Linked DNA regions of Homo sapiens: region 2 is linked to region 1. Evidence: chromatin loops called from intact Hi-C (ENCODE). Cell type or tissue: dorsolateral prefrontal cortex. All regions are shown on one strand. Each heading gives the region's core, and the rest is flanking DNA. Links, peaks and the distances in the headings are about the cores only.

What was found. Peaks named below come from ENCODE experiments on the same cell type or tissue, not always from the same donor. Only the 100,000 strongest peaks of a DNase experiment are listed, where the experiment ranks them.
Region 2: a loop joins it to region 1, with 2.7 times the contacts of the local background. A loop is called at or near these places in 43 of 110 quality-filtered maps.

The regions. Positions count from the first base shown.
Region 1 is chr19:46,827,647-46,838,340 of GRCh38, reverse strand. It overlaps SNAR-E (small NF90 (ILF3) associated RNA E), which reads left to right and starts at 7,637; the gene lies at 7,637-7,756. It overlaps AP2S1 (adaptor related protein complex 2 subunit sigma 1), which reads left to right. Exons shown (of 5, transcript NM_004069.6): 5 at 1-174. RefSeq lists an enhancer at 1-132. In dorsolateral prefrontal cortex, for the core only: no CTCF peak of the experiment used is centred there; a DNase peak (open chromatin) is centred at 1,490.
Region 2 is chr19:46,772,052-46,782,745 of GRCh38, reverse strand. It overlaps SLC1A5 (solute carrier family 1 member 5), which reads left to right. Exons shown (of 8, transcript NM_005628.3): 4 at 197-363; 5 at 3,838-4,071; 6 at 5,341-5,535; 7 at 5,637-5,771; 8 at 6,999-7,863. The coding sequence ends at 7,236. Among named protein-coding and RNA genes, the nearest start is that of SLC1A5, 11 kb to the left of the region's middle. In dorsolateral prefrontal cortex, for the core only: no CTCF peak of the experiment used is centred there; a DNase peak (open chromatin) is centred at 3,952; H3K27me3 peaks cover 485 bases.

The DNA of each region.
Region 1 (10,694 bases), core at 869-8,868:
AGGAAGGGACCCAGCTGGGTCTGGGCCACAAGGGAGGAGACTGCACCCCACTGCCTCTGGGCCCTGGCTGTGGGCAGAGGCCACCGTGTGTGTCCCGAGTAACCGTGCCGTTGTCGTGTGATGCCATAAGCGTCTGTGCGTGGAGTCCCCAATAAACCTGTGGTCCTGCCTGGCCTTGCCGTCTTTGAGCCCTTGCCTGTCTCCCCTGGGAACCAGATACCTAGGATGCCTTGCCTTCAGTCCATCAGTCAGTCAGTCAACAAACGCCCCTCATTGTGCTGAGCAAGGTGAGACACCCAGGTGCTCTTCAGACCTGCTCCTGCTCACCAAGGGCCCCCAGGCTGGAAGGGGTGATGGGTTTAGATTCCAGGCACTTGCTACTAAAATAACAATACTCAGCTAATGCTGAAGGGCACTCACCCTCTCCCAGGCATTGTTCTAAGCAATTGACATGTCTTACCTTACTTAAAGCTCACTAGATTATAAGTCTGGGACTATTTTTTTTTTTTTTGAGACATGGTCTCACTCTATTGCCCAGGCTGGAGTGCAGTGGCAGGATCATGGCTCACTGCCGCCTTGACCTCCTGGGCTCAGTTGATCCTCCCACCTCAGCCTCCCAAGTAGCTGGGACTACAGATGTGTGCCACCATACCTGGTTAATTTTTTTTTTTTTTTTTGAGATGGAGTTTCGCTCTTTTTGCCCAGGCTGGAGTGCAATAGCGCTAGCTCGGCTCACTGCAACCTCTGCCTCCCAGTTTCAAGTGATTCTCCTGCCTCAGCCTCCAAAGTAGCTGAGATTACAGGTGCGTGCCACCATGCCCAGCTAAGTTTTTTTTTTTTGAGATGGAGTCTTGCTCTGTTGCCCAGGCTGGAGTGATCTCCTGGCTCAAGTGATCTTCCTGCCTTGGCCTCCCAGAGTTCTGGGATTACAGGCGTGAGCCACTCTATCCGGCCAAGGACAGGACTGTTATTATCCCCATTTTCCAAGTGAGAACATTGTTCCAGGAATGTTTCAGGAACATTAAAAGACTTGACCAGGCTGGGCGCAGCGGCTCACGCCTGTAATCCCAGCACTTTGGGAGGCTGAGGCGGGTCAAGAGATTGAGACCATCCTGGCCAACATGGTGAAACCCTGTCTCTACTAAAAATATAAAAATTAGCTGGGCATGGTGGCATGCACCTGTAATCCCAGCTACTCAGGAGGCTGAGGCAGGAGAATTGCTTGAACCCGGGAGGCAGAGGTTGCAGTGAGCCGAGATTGTGCCACTGCATTCCAGCCTGGGCAACAGAGCGAGACTCCATCTAAAAAAAAAAGACGACTTGACCAAGGTCTGTAGCTAGTCAGTAGCCAAGCCAGGTTTGTTTTGAGCCAGTTTTGAAGCCAGGTGGGTAGCTCCAGAACCCTCATTTTTATCTGCTCGCCCCGGTGGTTGTTGGAAATGTAGGCACTGGGCTTGATGATTTGTGTTTCTTGGCAACAGCACTGCTGGCATTTGGGCCAGGACAATCCCTCATTGTGAGGCTGCTCCAGAAGTGGATGGACTTTTGACTTCCACCCACCAAGTGCCAGAAGTGGCCTTCTGGCCATTGTGATGATAGAAGCCACCCCTGAGTGTTTCTAGGGCCCTCTGAAGTTAAGGGGCCCCCGATGCCCACTGAGAGCAGAGTGTGGGGGCTGCTGGCCACACCTATGCCTGGCATCCTTCGCAAGCTGAGAACACCCTGGCCCCTGTCAGTTTCTTTCCTTCCTTCCTTCCTTTCTTTTTGACAGGGTCTTATTCTGTCACTCCCCAGGCTGGAGTGCAATGGCACAATCTTGGCTCACTGCCACCTCTACCTCCCAGGCTCAAGTGATTCTCCTGCCTCAGCCTCCCGAGTAACTGGGACTACAGGCGCCTGCCACCATGCCCGGCTAATTTTTGTATTTTTAGTAGAGACGGGGTTTCACCATGTTGGCCAGGCTGGTCTCGAACTCCTGAGCTCAAATGGTCCGCCCGCCTCAGCCTCCAAATTGCTGGGATTGCAAGCCTGAACCATGGTGCTCAGCCTCTTTTTATAAATATAAACTAGCATGTTAGTTTTTTATTGCTGCTGTAACAAATTATCACAAACTTAGCGGCTTAAAACAACACAATTTTATTCTCAATGAAATCTGAAATGGGTTTCAGTGGGCTAAAATCAAGTTGTCAGCAGAGCTGTCTGGACCATCTAGGAGAGAATCCTTCCCTGCCTTTTCCAGCCTCTAGAAGTTGCCTCCTGTTCTTGGCATGTAACCCTATCCTTCATCCTTCAAGCCAGCTGCGGAGCATCTTCCAGTCTCTCTCTCTCTGGCTCTGACTGATTTTCCTGCCGCTTGCTTTTACTGATAAGGACACCTGTGGTTACATTCGTCCCACCTGGATAATCTAGGATCATCTCCCCATATCAAGACCCGGACTGTAATCACAACTGTAAAGTCCCTTTTACTGTGTAAGACAACACATCTACAGGTTCCGGAGATGAGGATGTGGACATTTAGGGCGTGCTATTATTCTGCCTGCCACTTATATGGTGTCTATGTAAGAACTGGGGGCTGGGCGCAGTGGCTCACATCTATAATCCCAGCATTTTAGGAGGCCAAGGTGGCAGATCACTTGAGATCAGGAGTTCAAGACCAGCCTAGCCAACGTGACAAAACCCCATCTCTACTAAAAGTACAAAAATTAGCCAAGTGTGGTGTTGGGCACCGATAATCCCAGCTACTCAGGAGGCTGAGGCATGAGAATCACTTGAACCCAGGAGGCTGGGTTGCAGTGAGCCGAGATAGTGCCACTGTACTCCAGTCTGGGCGACAGAGTGAGACTCTTTTTGTCCCAAAAAAAAAAAAAAAAAGAAAAGAAAAGAATTTGGGCCGAGCATGATGGTTCACACCTGTAATCCCAACACTTTGGGAGAACGAGGTGGACGGATCACTTGAGCCCAGGTGTTCAAGACCAGTCTGTCCAACATGGTGAAACCTGTCTCAAAAGAAGAAAGGAAAGGAAAGGAGAGGGGAGGGGAGGGGAGGGGAGATTGGTTTTGTTAAGGTCAAAATCACACTCTGCTAGCCGAGTTAACCAGAGAGAGGATTCTAGCCGATGGAACAGCAAGTGCAAAGGCCCTGAGGCAGAACTTGCAAGAAGGCCAGTGTGGCTGGAACAGAGTAAGCAGAAGGGGGTTCGAGATGGTTCAGAGTGGGACTGGGGATGGGAGGGGAAGTCCGATCACACAGGGCCTGCTCGGGTTTATTCTGTGTCTGATGCCCGCTATGGGAAGGATGTTTCATTTTGGAGAACCTGGGGGATGGTGGTAACAGCTTTTTTGGGATACATACAATTCACCCATTTATGGTATTACAATTCAGTGGTTTTTGTTATATTCACAGAGTTGGGTAACTATCATCACAACCCATTTTAGAATATTTTTATCACCCCAAAAAGAAACCTTATCCTTCAGCCATCACCCCTCAATTCCCCTAGCACCTGGCAACCACTACTCCACTTTGTGTCTTATTGGATTTGCCTGGGCAGTTCATATAAATAGGATCATTTAATATGTGGGGCATGGGACAGTTTTGTGCCAAATCTGATGTAAGAGGTCAAGAATTGGGAGCAGAGCTTGGGTGCAGTGGCTCGTGCCTGTAATCCCAGCACTTTTGGAGGCCGAGGCAGGCGGATCACCTGAGGTCAGGAGTTTGGCCAACGTGGTGAAACCCCGTCTCTACTAAAAATACAAAAGTATCCGGGCGTGGTGGCGCATGCCTGTAATCCCAGCTACTTGGGAGGCTGAGGCAGCAGAATTGCTGGAACCTGGAGGGTGGAGGTTGCAGTGAGCTGAGATCACGCCATTGCACTCCAGCCTGGGTAACAAGAGTGAAACTTCGTCAAAAAAAAAGAAAAAAAAAATGTGCCTAACTAGCTACTGTAACACTTGACATGGATGAAGCTGGAAAACATTAAGCTAAGTGAAAGAAGCCAGACACAAAAGGCCGGATATTGAATGATCCATTATAGGAAACATGCAGAAAAGGCAAGTGCAGAGAGACAGAAAATGATGACGGGTTGTCAGAACCCAGGGGAAATGGGAGGGAGATGATAGCTAAAGGGTACTGGGGTTCTTTCTTGTTTTGTTTTGTTTTTAGAAGACAGGGTCTCACTCTGTCTGCCAGACAGTGGTGTGATCATAGCTCATTGCAGCCTCGACTTCTTGGGCTCCAGTGATCCTCCTCCCTCAGCCTCCCGAGTATCTTGTACTACAGGTGTGCATCACCACACCTGGCCAATTTTTTTAAAAACTTTAATTTTAATTTTTTTTTTTTTTGAGACAGAATCTTGCTCTGTCGCCCAGGCTGGAGTGCAGTGGCACAATCTCGGCTCACTGCAAGCTCTGCCTCCCGGGTTCACGCCATTCTTCTGCCTCAGCCTCCCGAGTAGCTGGGACTACAGGTGCCCACCACGCCTGGCTAATCTTTTGTATTTTTTAGTAGAGACGGGGTTTCACCACGTTAGCCAGGATGGTCTCGATCTCCTGACCTCGTGATCTGCCCGCCTCGGCCTCCCAAAGTGCTGAGATTACAGGCGTGAACCACTGTGCCTGTTTTAAACCTGGCCAATTTTAAAATTATTTTTCTTCGAGACAGGGTCTCGCTATGTTGCTCAGGCTGGTCTCAAACTCCTGGCCTTGAGCAATCCTCCTGCTTCAGCCTCCTTTTTACTTGTTTTTCTTTCTTTTTTTTTTCTCTCTTTCTTGATTTCTTATTTCAATAACTTTGGTATGCCCTGGCCTTCTGAGGGGCGGGGATTACAGGCGCAAGCCACTGAACCTGGCTTGGGTTTCTTTTCTTTCTTTACTTTTTCTTTTCTTTTCTTTTCTCTTCTCTTCTCTTCTCTTCTCTTTTCCTTTTCTTTTCTGTCTTTCTTAACTTCTTTTCTTTTCTTTTTTTTTGTGAGGGAATTTCGCTCTGTTGCCCAGGCTAAAATGCAATGGCATGATCGCAATGATCTCAGCTCACTGCAACATCCACCTCCCGGGTTCAAGCGATTCTCCTGCCTCAGCCTCCCAAGTAGCTGGGACTTCAGGCACATGCCACCATGCCTGGCTAATTTTTTTGTGTGTTTTTTTTAGTAGAGACAGGGTTTCACCATGTTGGCCAGGCTGGTCTCGAACTCCTGACCTCACGTGATCCACTCGCCTTGGCCTCCCAAAGTGCTGGGATTACAGGTGTGAGTCACTGCGGCCGGCCGTATACTTTTTTTTTTTTAGTGGAGTCTCCCTCTGTCGCTAGGCTGGAGTGCAGTGACACAGTCTCGGCTCACTGCAACCTCCACCTCCCGGGTTCAAGGGATTCTCCTGCCTCAGCCTCCCAAGTAGCTGGGACTACAGGCGCACGCCACCACGCCCAGCTAATTTTTGTATTTTTAGTAGAGACAGGGTTTCCCCATGTTGGCCAGGATGGTCTCAATCTCCTGACCTCGTGATCCACCCCCCTCCTGCTCCCAAAGTGCTGGGATTACAGGCGTGAGCCACCGCGCTTGGCCGAAGTATACATTTTAAATAAGTGAATTGAATGGTATGTAAATATATGTCAACAAAGATGTTACAAAACACCTGAATGAATGACATTTACCTTGTAGTTGTAAACAGAAAAACAACGAAAATGCACAAGAATTTTTTTTTTTGAGAGAGAGAGTCTTGCTCTGTCTCCCAGGCTGGAGTGCAGTGATGCGATCTCGGCTCACTACAAGCTCCGCCTCCCAGGTTCATGCCATTCTCCTGCCTCAGCCTCCCAAGTAGCTGGGACTATAGGTGCCTGCCACCACGCCCGGCTAATTTTCGTATTTTGTTTAGTAGAGACAAGTTTCACCGTGTTAGCCAGGATGGTCTTGATCTCCTGACCTCATGATCCGCCCACCTCGGCCTCCCAAAGTGCTGGGATTACAGGCGTGAGCCACCATGCCTGGCCACACGAATGTTTATAGTGGTTTTATTCACCAAAAACTGGAAACAACCTAAATATTCTTCAAAAATGAATAGAAAAACAAACTCTGGCCCCTCCAGGCAATGGAGCACTCCTCAACATTGAAAAGGAATGAACCCGGCCAGGCGCAGTGGCTCGTACCTATAATCCCAGCACTTCGGGAGGCCAGGGCAGGAGGATTGCTTGAGGCCAGGAGTTCGTGTCCAGCCTGAGCAACATAGTGAGACCCCCATCTCCACCAAAAAAAAAAAAAAGAAAAATATCCTGGACATGGTAGGTATCACACCTGCGATCCCAGCTACTTGGGAGGCTGAGATGGGAGGATTGCTTGAGCCCAAGGTATTGAGGCTGCAGAGAGCCAAGATCTAGCTACTGCACTCCAGCCTGGTCAACAGAACAAACCCTATCTCAAAATAAAGAAATAAGGCCAGGCACAGTGGCTTACATCTGTAATCCCCGCACTTTGGGAGGCCGAGGTGGGTGGACCAGCCTGGCCAACATGGTGAAACCACATCTCTACTAAATACAAAAAATTAGCCGATGTGGTAGCGCATCCCTGTAATCCCAGCTACTTGGGAGGCTGAGGCAGGAGAATCGCTTGAACCCGGGAGGCGGAGGTTGCAGTGAGCCAAGATTGTGCTATTGCACTCCAGCCTAGGCAACAGAGCGAAGCTCCATATTGGAAACAAATTAATAAATAAAACACATAAATACATAAATAAATTTCATGCACGTACTTGTGAGGATATAACTGGTTTTTTCGATGTCTTAGGATCACACCGTATGTGGTTCTGCAGCTTGCTATCAGTGCATCTTGGAGGTGATTCTGTGTATAGTCTGTGTGGAATCCCGTTATGTGGGTGCATCCTATGTTACTTAACCAGGCCTGCGTGGCTCCTCCTAATGAAGATGAAAGAATGTCTTTGCCCACGTGCATTTTCACATACATGTGGAGGGTAAGTACCTGGAAATGAATCTCTGGGCTGAAGGGTACATGTATCTGTAACAGGTCATTTGATAGGTTCACCCCAATTGCTCTCCAAACGGGCTGTGCTGATTTTTACTCTCTGGTAGCATAGGAGGAGACCCCCTGTTTCCATGTAGCTTTGCTACTGTGCGATCTCACTATGTTTATTTTATTGTGCCTGGTTACCAATGAGGTCGAACATTACTAGTCATTCATATTCCTCTTCTGTGTTGGTACAAACCTTTTGACCATTTTCCTCCTGTGCTGTTTGTCATTTTCTTGTTTATTTGTAGTAGCTCTTTATTTATTGTGGATCCACAGTCTGTCATACATGTCACAAACATTCCCCCCAGGCTGCTTTTGTCTTTTGACTTTGTATGTGGTATCTTTTTTCAGGAAGAAGGGTTTAGTGTTTTGCTTTCTGTTAGTCTTTCTTCATTGTATATTATGGCCTTTGGGAAGGTTTATCCAGGACAAAATGTTTATAAAAATAGAGCAGGCAGTTTATAAAAGAAATGGATGAAGGGAGAGACTAACGTCAGAGCTTCCCTCTTCCCCACTACATCCTGTAGAACGGGGCTTTAAGGAGCTATTTCTGCTGTTCTTCTCCCTCCCATATTAAATAAAATGATGTATATTAAATAAAAACAGATGTTTTGTAGATAAGAAAACAGGTGGAGCCATTGTGGCTCCAGCCGGTTGCGCGGGCCCTCGGACCCTCAGGGAGGCGAGGGTTCGAGGGCACGAGTTCGAGGCCAACCTGGTCCACATGGGTTGAAAAAAAAAAAAAAATTAAAAAAAAAAAAAAAGGCCGGGCGCGGTGGCTCACGCCTGTAATCCCAGCACTTTGGGAGGCTGAGGCGGGCGGATCACGAGGTCAGGAGATCGAGACCATCCTGGCTAACACGGTGAAACCCCGTCTCTACTAAAAATACAAAAAAAATTAGCCGGGCGTAGTGGCGGGCGCCTGTAGTCCCAGCAACTCGGGAGGCTGAGGCAGGAGAATGGCGTGAACCCGGGAGGCGGAGCTTGCAGTGAGCCAAGACAGCGCCACTGCAGTCCAGCCTGGGCGAAAGAGCGAGACTCCGTCTCAAAAAAAAAAAAAAAGAAAAAGAAAACAGGTCTGTGTGTGTGTAAGTGTGTGTGTGTGTGTGTGTGTGTGTGTGTGTGTGTGTGTGTGTGTTGGGGCTGTGTGGACGACAGGGAGGTAGGGAGAGGTAAAAATGAAAGCCATCTGCCAAGGAACCTCATCTCCGCAGCCTCTGACTCAGTAACTTTCCACTCAGTAACTGAAGGAAACTGCTGGAAATGGGGAGGAAGCTGTTAATGCCTGGAGCTGGCCACCAGGGCATCGGGCAGATTCCTGGATACCCGGGGGTGAGGGTGTTTACAGCTACTCAAGGACAAACTCGGTGGCCTGGACACTCAGTGCCTTCAGGAAGTCCTTGGTATTTAATTGCCTGGGAAAATGCATCTGTTCCCATGTGCGAAATGGGGAATCCACAGCAAAGGTGTTTGTGTGCCTCACTGCACGGAAACTGCATTTCGCGTCTGAATTTTATGTCAAGAGAAAAGCTTAAAAGTACAGAACTCAGCCAGGCGCGGTGGCTCACACCTGTAATCCCAGCACTTTGGGAGGCCGAGGCAGGCGGATCACTAGGTCAGGAGTTCGGGACCAGCCTGGACAATATGGTGAAACCGCATCTCTACTAAAAATACAAAAAAAATTAGCCGGGCGTGGTGGCACGTGCCTGTAGTCCCAGGTACTCAGGAGGCTGAAGCAGGAGAATCGTTTGAACCCGGGAGGTGGAGGTTGCAGTGAGCTGAGATCGTGCCACTGCACTCCAGCCTGGGTGACAGAGCGAGACTCCATCTCAAAAAAAAAAAAAAAAAAAAAAGAAGAAAGAAAAAAATGCAGCACTGACGCATGCTACAACATGAGTGAACCTCGAAGATGTGATGCTGAGTGAAAGAAGCCAGACACAAGAGGCCACCTAGCACAGAATTCCATTCACATGAAATGTACAGCACAGAGACAGATGGTAGATTAGTGGTTGCCCGAGGCTGGGGGAAGAGGAGAGCAGGGAGTGTTTACTTAATGTTTGTGGAGTTTCATTTTTGGGTGATAAAAATGCTCTGGGCTGGGCATAGTGGCTCACGTCTAATCCCAGATTTGGGAGGCTGAGGCAGGAGGATCATTTGAGCCGAGGAGTTTGAGACCAGCGTGAGTAAAATAGCAAGGCCCTGTCTCTATGAAAAAAATAAATAAATAAATAAATAAAAATTAAATTCAACTAGCCAAGCATGGTGGCTCCTGCCTGTAATCCCAGCTACTTGGGAGGCTGAGGTGGGAGGATCATTTGAGCCCAAGAGTTGGACGCGAGGCTGCAGTGAGCTGTGATCACACCACTGCACTCTAGCCTGGGAGACAGAGCGAGACCCTATCTCAAAAAAAAAAAAAAAAAAAGAAAAAAGGATCGGGTGAGTGGAGGGAACTTTGAGGACAGGCCAACAGGTGCAGCAAACCACCATGGCACACATATACCTACGTGACAAACCTGCACGTTCTGTACATGTATCCTGTTTTTTTTTTAGAAGAAATAAAGAAAAAAAAAGAATTGTACATGTTGCTAACACATAAAATTGATGTATCTTCTGTGCTCAATGACTCAGTCTAGTGGCGGAAAAAATGACCCACATTCACGGTGTGACGTATTCTACAGTAGAAACTTATAGCTAGTGTCATTAGTCATCAATAATTTATCTATGCTAATTTTATGCTTTTTATAAATCTGAACTGTCAACTGTGTGTATGATTTCTTCCTCTTATCATAGATTTCATATTAAATAAAATGTAATACATCAGTATTTAATCTCCTAAATTTGATAACTATGCTATACATATATATATATACATATCTATATGTGTGTATATATATAAAAGTATCTTTGTTGATGGCATTAGAGGACACTGAAGAACAACATCCAAAAGATTATTATTTCTTTTTTTGAGACAGAGCCTTGCTCTGTGGCCAGGCTGGAGTGCAGTAGCGTGATCTCGGCTCACTGCAACCTCTGCCTCCTCAGTGCAAGCGATTCTCCTGCCTCAGCCTCACAAGTAGCTGGGACCACAGGCATGTGCCACCACACCCAGTTAATTTTTTTTGTACTTTTAGCAGAGACAGGGTTTCACCATGTTGGCCAGGATGGTCTCGAACTCCTGAGCTCAAGTGGTCTGCCCGCCTCAGCCTCCCAAAGTGCTGGGATTACAGGTGCAAGCCCCTGCGCCTGGCCTTCTTCCTCTTCTTCTTCTTTTTTTTTTTTGAGATGGAGTTTTGTTTTTGTTACCCAGGCTGGAGTGCAATGGCACGATCTCGGCTCACTGCAACCTCCGCCTCCCGGGTTCAAGCGATTCTTCTGCCTCAGCCTCCCAAGTAGCTGGGATTACAGGCATGGGCCACCACGCCCGGCTAATTGTGTTTCTTTGTTTGTGACAGAGTCTTGCTGTGTCGCCCAGGCTGGAGTGCAATGGCGTGATCTCGGCTCACTGCAACCTCTCCCTCCCGGGTTCAATCGACTCTTCTGCCTCAGCCTCCCAAGTAGCTGGGATTACAGGCATGCGCCACCACGCCTGGCTAATTGTCTGTTTCTTTGTTTGTGACAGAGTCTTGCTGTGTCGCCCAGGCTAGAGTGCAATGGCGTGATCTCGGCTCACTGCAACCTCTGCCTCCC
Region 2 (10,694 bases), core at 1-8,000, 55 kb after region 1:
ATTCCAGCCCCACCTACTCTGGGCCATCCCTGACGACTAATATATTTCCCCTGGACCTGGACTGGGAGCCTTGGGAGGAAGGGGTCTGAGGGCTGCCTTGTCTCTGCTGGGTCCCAGTGGTGCCAAGGACAGGCCCTCAGTGACTGTGCAGGTAGACTGAGTGTCCTTTCCACCCCGATCTGTTCCTTGCCCACAGGTGCCCGTGGGGCAGGAGGTGGAGGGGATGAACATCCTGGGCTTGGTAGTGTTTGCCATCGTCTTTGGTGTGGCGCTGCGGAAGCTGGGGCCTGAAGGGGAGCTGCTTATCCGCTTCTTCAACTCCTTCAATGAGGCCACCATGGTTCTGGTCTCCTGGATCATGTGGTAGGTGGTGGGAGAGGAGGCTGGGGGTGGGTGGGGTTGGAGGGTCGGTCTGCTGCCAGAGGCAGGTGCGGGGCATTCTGTTTGGGATGGGGCACCCTCTATTCACTCTTTGGAGCCAGATGACCTGCATTTAAATCCAGCATTGACCATTCCCTGTCTATGTGATTTTAGGCAAGTGATTTTCCTTCTCTGCTTCAGTTTCCTCATCTATAAAATGGGAACGGCACTTTGGGAGGAGGTGGGTGGATCACTTGAGATCAGGAGTTCAAAACCAGCCTGGCCAACATGGTGAAACCCCATCTCTACTAAAAATACGAAAAAATTAGCCAGGCATGGGGACACGCACCTGTAATCCCAGTTACTCGGGAACCTGAGGTATGAGAATCACTTAAGCCTGGGAGGCGGAAGTTGCAGTAAGCGGAGATCATGCCACTGCCTGGGCGACAGAGGGAAACTCTGTCTCAAGAAGAAAAGAAAAGAAAGTGAATACGGTACACGGAAGGTCTTAGGACAGTGCCTGGCTTATTGCGTGCCTACAGTAAATCCTAGTAGCTAATATTTATTGGGCTTTTTGCTTGTATAACTTCTGGATACTTCCCACTGGCCAGAACTTGGGTATCTAGCCTCCCTTCTCTGCACAAGTGGCTGGGAAAATATGCCTTTCTTCTGTGACTTACAAGAAGGGACTGGGGAGATAACTAGTCAGTGATGATGGATGGGCGACCGATGATCGAGTAGTCTAGGGAAGTGATGTTGGGAGGCTTTTATTTTATTTTATTTTTTTGAGATGGAGTTTCGTTCTTGTTGCCCAGGCTGGAGTGCAATGACGTGATCTCAGCTCACTGCAAACTCCGCCTCCCGGGTTCAAGAGATTCTCCTGCTTCAGTCTCCCGAGTAGCTGGGATTACAGGCATGCGCCACCATGCCCGGCTAATTTTGTATTTTTAGTAGAGACGGGGTTTCTCCATGTTGGTCAGGCTGGTCTCAAACTCCCGACCTCAGGTGATCCGCCCACCTCGGCCTCCCGAAGTGCTGGGATTACAGGCGTGAGCCACCGCGCCCGGACTTGGGAGTCCTCTTGGCTTGGAGCCATCCCTGGGATCTTCACAGCAGGAGAGGGTGATAATAAACCCACCTGAAGTTTACAGATCACTTATTGTCTGTAAAAAGCTTTAGCTCCTTTCAACTGGCATCTCATTGCATCCTCCCAGCATTCCCGTGAGGAATCTATTGGGTGTTGTGTAATCTGCAATCTGACTCATAGGACCTCCCTCCGGGGGTTGCTGGGAAGATTCAACATCATGTTCAAGGGCAGAGCACATCGCAAATGCTTCATACCTGGGAGTTGTTATTAAGACCCAGGCCATGGTCTTTCTAAAATTTGTATTTATTTTATTTATTTATTTATTTAGAGACAGAGTCTTGCTCTGTCGCCCAGGCTGGAGGTGCAGTGGCACAGTCTCAGCTCACTGCAATGTCTGCCTCCCATGTTCAAGTGATTCTCCTGCCTCAGCCTCCTGAGCAGCTGGGACCAAAGGCACGAACCACCATACCCAGCTAATTTTTGTATTTTTAGTAGAGACAGGGTTTTGCCATGTTGGCCAGGCTGGTCTCAAACTCCTGACCTCAAGCGATCCGCCCTCTTCGGCCTCCCAAAGTGCTGGGATTACAGGTGTGAGCCACCGCTCCTGGCCTTCAAATTTTTATTTTAAAAATGTGTGTTTTGGCTGGTTGTGGTACCTCACACCTGTAATCCCAGCACTTTGGGAGGCTGAGGGGGGAGGATTGCTTGAGGCCAGGAGTTAGAGACTAGCCTGGTCAACATGGCGAAAAACCCTCTCTACAAAAAAATACAAATATTAGCTGGGAATGGTGGTGTACACCTTTAATCCTAGCTACTACTCAGGAGGCTGAGGCATGAAAATCGCTTGAACCTGGGAGGCAAAGGTTGTAGTGAGCCAAGATTGCAACAGTACACTCCAGCCTGGGCAACAGAACGAGACTGTCTAAATAATAATAATAATAGTAATTTAAAAAAACGTTTTTTGAACTAGGATCTCGCTCTGTTGCCTAGGTTGGAGTGCAGTGTGGCATGATCACAGCTCACTGCAGCCCGGACCTCCTGGGTTCAGGTGATCCTCCCACCTCAACCTCCTAAGTGGCTGGGACTACAGACCCCAGCCACAAAGCCTAGCTCATTTTTTTTGTTGTTGTTGTTTAAGAAACTGGGTGGCCCAGTACGGAGGCTCATGCCTATAATCCCAGCACTTTGGGAGGCTGAGGCAGGCAGATCACGAGGTCAGGAGATCGAGACCATCCTGGCTAACACAGAAAAACCCTGTCTCTACTAAAAATACAAAAAATTAGCTGGGCGTGGTAGCACGCGCCTATAGTCCCAGCTACTTGGGAGGCTGAGGCAGGAGAATCGCTTGAACCTGGGAGGCGGAGGGTGCAGTGAGCCGAGATCATGCCACTGCACTCCAGCCTGGGCAACAGAGTGAGACTCCATCTCAAAAAAAAAAAAAGAGAGACATGTTGCCCAGGCTGGTCTTGAACTCCTGGGCTCAAGCGATCTGTCTGCCTTCACCTCCCTGCATGCTGGGATTACAGGTATGAGCCACCGTGCCTGGCCTATTTTTATTTTTTGTAGAGACTGGGTCTCGCTGTGTTGCCCAAGCTGGTCTCGAGAACTCCTGGCCTCAAGTAATCCTCCTGCTTTCACCTCCTAAAGTGCTGGGATTATAGGCATGAGCCACTGTGCCCAGCCTCTTTATCTTTCATCATCTGCAGAGAGCGTATTGGCTCAAGTCATGCTAGCTGCCATAGCAAACCAACCCAGGAAGTGTGAATGGCGCACCTTGATGGACATTTCTTTCTGTCTCCCATGTGAAGTCCAAATCTGGTGACTGCTTCACATGGTGATGGAAGCACTGAGACTTTTTTTTTTTTTTTTTTTTTGAGATGGAGTTTCACTCTTGTTGCCCAGGCTGGAGTGCAATGGCATGATCTTGGCTCACAGCAACCTCTGCCTCCCTGATTCAAGCAATTCTCCTGCCTGAGCCTCCCAAGTAGCTGGGATTGCAGGCATGCGCCACCACGCCTGGTTAATTTTGTATTTTTAGTAGAGACGGGGTTTCTCCATGTTGGTCAGGCTGGTCTTGAACTCCCGACCTCAGGTGATCCACCCACCTCAGCCTCCCAAAGTGCTGGGATTACAGGCATGAGCCACCGTGCCCGGCCTGCACGGAGAGTTTTATCTCCGGGCTGCTCTACCTTTGAGGGGAAAGAGAGCATGAGATTGGCATGGGGGCTTCAGGGGCCAGGCCTGGGAGTGGTGCCCATGCTGAAGCACACATTGCTGGGGCTTCTCCTGACCTCAGGAAGGCAGGAAGATGTGGGTAGGGTGCTGAGCCTCACGCCTGGCCACTGGGCCCGTGGAAGAGGCAACAAGCTGTCTCCTGTGTTACTGATCAGGTACGCCCCTGTGGGCATCATGTTCCTGGTGGCTGGCAAGATCGTGGAGATGGAGGATGTGGGTTTACTCTTTGCCCGCCTTGGCAAGTACATTCTGTGCTGCCTGCTGGGTCACGCCATCCATGGGCTCCTGGTACTGCCCCTCATCTACTTCCTCTTCACCCGCAAAAACCCCTACCGCTTCCTGTGGGGCATCGTGACGCCGCTGGCCACTGCCTTTGGGACCTCTTCCAGGTACGGCCTTGGGGTGGGCTAGGGTGGGATGTTTAATCCGCTAAGCGGCATGGAGCGGATGAAATTTTCTCTGCCCGGGACATTGTATCTGGGTACAGGGGCCATACTTCAGGAGATTCTCATAAGGTCCTGGATTTATCCCCACCCTTAAAAAGATAGGAAATGATTGCCCTAGAGATTTATTTCCCTCTTTCTTACACTGCCTCCCCGTGGCCCTGGAGGCACTCTTTTTTTTCTTTTGTTTTAAACAATGGCGTCTCGCTCTGTTGCCCAGGCTGGAGTGTAGTGGTGTGATCTCAGCTCACTGCAACCTCTGCCTCCTGGGTTCAAGTGATTCTCTGCCTCAGCCTCCCGAGTAGCTGGGACTGCAAGTGTCCCCCACCATACCCAGCTAATTTTTGTGTTTTTAGTAGAGACGGGGTTTCGCCATGTTGGCCAGGCTGGTCTCAAACTCCTGGCCTCAAGTGATCCGCCCACCTTGGCCTCCAAAAGTGCTGGGATTATAGGTGTGAGCTGCCATGCCCCTGGGGGGCTCTTAAGTTCTGCTCTGATTCAACCTCAGAACTCCTTCCACCGTCTCTCCTGGGCATTTCATTCATCCCTGCTGGCCCTGTCCCCTCCCAAGACAATAGTAATTCTTAGTGTATTATTGGTGAGAGTCAGCAGGACCCAGACAGTAGAATTTAGGTGTGAATTGTGTGGGTATTTTGGGAGGTAGTAGTCTATACTCTCCCAGGGGTTCCAGGACTCATGGATTTTGTAATCCTGGTATTGAGTTCCCTAGTGCTGCCTGCTTGTGGGAAAAGAGCTTAGATATAGCAAGTGAGGGCTGGGGGTGGAGTCAGGACATGGTAGGAGGGAAGGGGGGTCTAGGTTAGATGTGGGGGCCTTGGGCCAAGGGACAGACTGGGGACGTGGGTGGGACTTCGGCTGGGCAGGTGGTATGGGCAGGATCTGGTGGGCGGGGCTTTGGCTGGGCAAGTGGTATGGGCGGGATCTGGGTGGGCGGGGCTTTGGCTGGGCAGGTGGTGTGGGTGGGCTCTGGGTGGGCGGGGCTTCAACTGGGTGGGTGGTGCAGGTCAGACCTGGAGGGTGGTTGGGTGACAGGGCTTTGCTTAGGCAGGCTCTGGTGGGGATCCACTGGGTGGGGTGGGTGGGGCTTTGGCTGGTTGGGGTGGGGTAGGCGAGGCCTCACCTGGGCTGGACCTGGAGGGTGGGCGGAGCCCCGGTCAGCAGGTTAACCTAACTCAGCTCCCCCATCCCTTGCAGTTCCGCCACGCTGCCGCTGATGATGAAGTGCGTGGAGGAGAATAATGGCGTGGCCAAGCACATCAGCCGTTTCATCCTGCCCATCGGCGCCACCGTCAACATGGACGGTGCCGCGCTCTTCCAGTGCGTGGCCGCAGTGTTCATTGCACAGCTCAGCCAGCAGTCCTTGGACTTCGTAAAGATCATCACCATCCTGTGAGTGTCAGGGGGCTGCGGATGGGACCCCCGGACCCCTGTTGACCCCCATCTTCTCCCACAAGACAGGCATCTGCCTAACCTCCCACCTTCTCCCTCAGGGTCACGGCCACAGCGTCCAGCGTGGGGGCAGCGGGCATCCCTGCTGGAGGTGTCCTCACTCTGGCCATCATCCTCGAAGCAGTCAACCTCCCGGTCGACCATATCTCCTTGATCCTGGCTGTGGACTGGCTAGTGTGAGTGTGGGTCTGGAGACTGGGGCAGGGCCAGGGGTACCCCTGGGAAAGAGGATGAGTGAGTGAGAGTCCTTAGAGCCTCTGGACAGAAGAGGAAGAGAAGAAGGAAGGAATTCTGGAGGAAATGGGGGGAACCTTGAGCATTCCTGAGGGCAAGGAATGGCATCTTTGTGGCTCTAAGAGGGATGTCAGAAAAGTAGAGCGTCTGTGTGGTGAATACAGCAGACTCTTCAGCCAGACTGCTCAGGTTCACATCCCAGCTCCAACATTCACTGTTGTGACCTCGGGAAGTGCTTAATCTTCCTGCGTCTCAGTTTCTCCATCTGTAAAACGGGGAGAAGAACAGTCTCTCCCTAAGGATTAGATAACAGACACACCTCCCTTAGAGCAGCCCCCAGTAAGCAGTAATTGCTACATAATTATTTGCTATCACGATTAAGCTATTAAGAGTATAAAGATTGGAAAGCAGCCAGGCACGGTGGCTCACACCTGTAATCCCAACATTTTGGGAGGCCCAGGCAGGTGGATTATTTGAGGTTAGGAGTTTGAGACAAGCCTGACCAACATGGTGAAACCCCATCTCCACTAAAAATACAAAAAAATTAGCCGGGTATGGTGGTGTACGCCTGTCCTGTGATCTCAGCTACTCAGGAGGCTGAGGCAGGAGAATCGCTTGAACTTGGGAGGTGGAGGTTGCAGTGAGCCGAGATTGTGCCACTGCACTCCAGCCTGGGCAACAGAGTGAGATCCTGTCTCAAAAAAAAAAAAAAAAAAAAATTCTGGAATTAATTATTGGCAATGGTTGCACAAGTCTGAATATACTAAAAAATACCAAGATGGACACTTTTAAAAGGTTAATTTTATGGTAGGTGAATTATAATTTTTTTTCGAGACACAGTCTGGCTCTGTCACCCAGGCTGGAGTGTAGTGATGTGATCATGGTTGTGATCACTGCAGCCTCCACCTCCCAGGCTCCAGCGATCCTCCTGCCCCAGCCTCCTGAGTAGCTGGGACTATAGGTGTGCACTACCATGCCTGGCTAATTTTTTTTTTTTTTAAATATATATAAAGATGGGATCTCACTATGTTGCCCAGGCTGACTCCAACTCTTAATTTTTACTTTTTAGATTCCAGGGGGAGAGAGGCAGGAGGCTTAGGCCTTGGCCCTTTCCTTCCCTCTCACCCTCTCCCCTCCCGCTTACTTTGCTGTCATTTCTACCCCTTTAGCGACCGGTCCTGTACCGTCCTCAATGTAGAAGGTGACGCTCTGGGGGCAGGACTCCTCCAAAATTACGTGGACCGTACGGAGTCGAGAAGCACAGAGCCTGAGTTGATACAAGTGAAGAGTGAGCTGCCCCTGGATCCGCTGCCAGTCCCCACTGAGGAAGGAAACCCCCTCCTCAAACACTATCGGGGGCCCGCAGGGGATGCCACGGTCGCCTCTGAGAAGGAATCAGTCATGTAAACCCCGGGAGGGACCTTCCCTGCCCTGCTGGGGGTGCTCTTTGGACACTGGATTATGAGGAATGGATAAATGGATGAGCTAGGGCTCTGGGGGTCTGCCTGCACACTCTGGGGAGCCAGGGGCCCCAGCACCCTCCAGGACAGGAGATCTGGGATGCCTGGCTGCTGGAGTACATGTGTTCACAAGGGTTACTCCTCAAAACCCCCAGTTCTCACTCATGTCCCCAACTCAAGGCTAGAAAACAGCAAGATGGAGAAATAATGTTCTGCTGCGTCCCCACCGTGACCTGCCTGGCCTCCCCTGTCTCAGGGAGCAGGTCACAGGTCACCATGGGGAATTCTAGCCCCCACTGGGGGGATGTTACAACACCATGCTGGTTATTTTGGCGGCTGTAGTTGTGGGGGGATGTGTGTGTGCACGTGTGTGTGTGTGTGTGTGTGTGTGTGTGTGTGTGTGTTCTGTGACCTCCTGTCCCCATGGTACGTCCCACCCTGTCCCCAGATCCCCTATTCCCTCCACAATAACAGAAACACTCCCAGGGACTCTGGGGAGAGGCTGAGGACAAATACCTGCTGTCACTCCAGAGGACATTTTTTTTAGCAATAAAATTGAGTGTCAACTATTTAATCAGGTGTTCTTGAGAATTTGACTTAAAGCACTGGCCACTGCAATGACAGTATCTGCTCATCAAGAAACACCACTGGGCTGGGCATGGGGGCTCACACCTGTAATCCCAGCACTTTGAGATCACTCCAGGCCAGGAGTTCAAGACAAGCCTGGGCAACATAGTGAGACATCGTCTCTACAAAAAAATACAAAAATTAAGGCCGAGCACGGTGGCTCACACCTGTAATCCCAGCACTTTGGGAGGCCGAGGCGGGCGAATCACGAGGTCAGGAGTTCAAGATCAGCCTGGCCAACATGGTGAAACCCTGTCTCTACTAAAAATATAAAAATTAGCCAGACATGGTGGTGGGCGCCTGTAGTCCCAGCTACTCAGGAGGCTGAGGTAGGAGAATTGCTTGAACCCGGGAGGCAGAGGTTGCAGTGAGCCGAGATCGCACCACTGCACTCTAGCCCGGGTGAAAGAGCAAAACTCTGTCTCAAAAACAACACAAAAAATTAGGCAGGTGCAGTGGTGCACACCTGCAGTCCCAGCTACTCAGAAGTCTGCGGTGGGGAGGATTCCTTGAGCCCAGGAGTTTAAGGATGCAGTGACCCATGATCATGCCACTGCACTCCAGCCTGGGCAACAGAGTGAGACCCTGTCGCTTTTTTTTTTTTTTTTTTTTGAAACGGAGTCTGGCTCTGTTGTCTGGGCTGGAGTGCAGTGCAGTGGCACGATCTTGGCTCACTGCAACCTCCGCCTCCCAGGTTCAAGCGATTCTCCTGCCTCAGCCTCCGAAGTAGCTGGGACTACAGGTATCTGCCACCATGCCCAGCTAATTTTTGTATTTTTAGTAGAGACCGGTGCCTCAAGTGATCCACCCACCTTGGCCTCCCAAAGTGCTGGTATTACAGGCGTGAGCCACCACGCCCAGCCAGACCCTGTCTCTTAAACACCACGGGAAACCACAATGAGACACCACTATACACAGTAGAATGGCTGAATACAAGACCAAGGGAGGATGGGATACAACAGGACTCCTCATCTCTTGGTTGGTGCTCCCTTAGTAGATGGCTGAGTTGTTTTGGAAAATAACTGGGCAGTTTCTTAATAAAGTTAAAAAATACAGGCTGGGTGCAGTGGCTCACGCCTGTAATCCCAACACTTTGGGAGGCCGAGGTGGATGGATCACCTGAGGTCAGGAGTTCGAGACCAGCCTGGCCAACATGGTGAAACCCCGTCTCCACTAAAAATACAAAAATTAGCCGGGCGTGGTGGCACATGCCTGTAGTCCCAGCTACTTGGGAGGCTGAGGCAGGAGAATCGCTTGAACCCAGGAGGCAGAATGTTGCAGTGAGCCAAGATCTCACCATTGCACTCCAGTCTGGGTGACAAAAGCAAAACTCTGTCTCAAAAAAAAAAAAAAATATATATATATATAATATATATTTATTTACTATGCAGCTTAGGAGTTGCACTCCTGGGTATTTACCCAAGAGAAGTGAAAACTTTTGCTTTTACAAAAATGTGTCCACAAACGTTTAGCTGCTGTACTCATCATTGCCAAAATTTGGGAACAAATCAATTGGATACACTGGTACATTCATACAATGGAAGATTACTCAGCAATAAATAAGAGCGATATCGACCTACACTGCAACAGAAATGCATTTCAGATAATTTGTTGAGATAAAGAAGCCAGAGACGGTAAATACTGTATAGTTCCATTTAGAGGAGGGCTAGAACATGCTCAACTGGCCTATGGTGGGAAATCAGAACAGTGGTGACCTTTGAGAATGAATATGGGGCCAGGCACGGTGGCTTCATGCCTGTAATCCTAGCACTTTGGGAGGCCGAGGTGGGCGGATCATGAGGTCAGGAGATCGAGACCATCCTGGCTAATATGGTGAAACCCCATCTCTACTAAAAATACAAAAAATTAGCAGGGCATGGTGGCGGGCGCCTGTAATCCTAGCTACTCTGGAGGCTGAGGCAGGAGAATGTGGTGAACCCAGGGGGCGGAGCTTGCAGTGAGCCGAGATTGTGCCACTGCACTCCAGCCTGGGTGACAGAGCAAGACTCCATCTCAAAAGAAAAAAAAAATAGCATATTGATCAGAAGGGAGCACAAAAGAACCTTCTATGATAAAGCAAATATCTTACCTTGATTTGGGTGATGATTCCACAGATGGATGCATTTGGGAAAGTTAACGAACCTGTACACAAATCACATGCATTTTGCCCTGTGTGCCTTCCAGTTAAATTTTTTCTACAATCTGGGTGTGGTGGTTGGTACGTATCTGGAGTTTCCACTACTCAAGAGGCTGAGGCGGCGAGAGAATCACTTGAGCTCAAGGGTTCAAGGCTGCAGTGAGCTATGATTATGTGACTGCACTCCAGCCTGAGCAACAGATTGAGACCCTATCTCTTAAAAAAATCTGCACAAGGAGAATCGCTTGAACCCAAGAAGTGGAGGTTGCAGTGAGCCAAGATTGCGCCACTGCACTCGAACCTGGGCAACAGAGCAAGACTCTCTCAAGAGCAACAACAACAAAAATCTGCACAACGCATGGTAACAATTTATTTTCCTTTGTGACCACCTACTTAGGAATGCAGCATCCCTTCATATCCCAACTCTCACTATCCAAATTGTCCCAAGAATTATTTTATTTCCTTGAAACCCCAAAATAGCTATTTGGATAAAAACCCACTCTGCAACTGTTTTACATCCTGTGTAAGTTCAGAATATGGACTATGCTGGCCGGGCGCGGTGGCTCACACCTATAATCCGAGCACTTTGGGAGACTGAGGCGGGTAGGTCACCTGAGGTCAGGGGTTCGAGACCAGCCTGA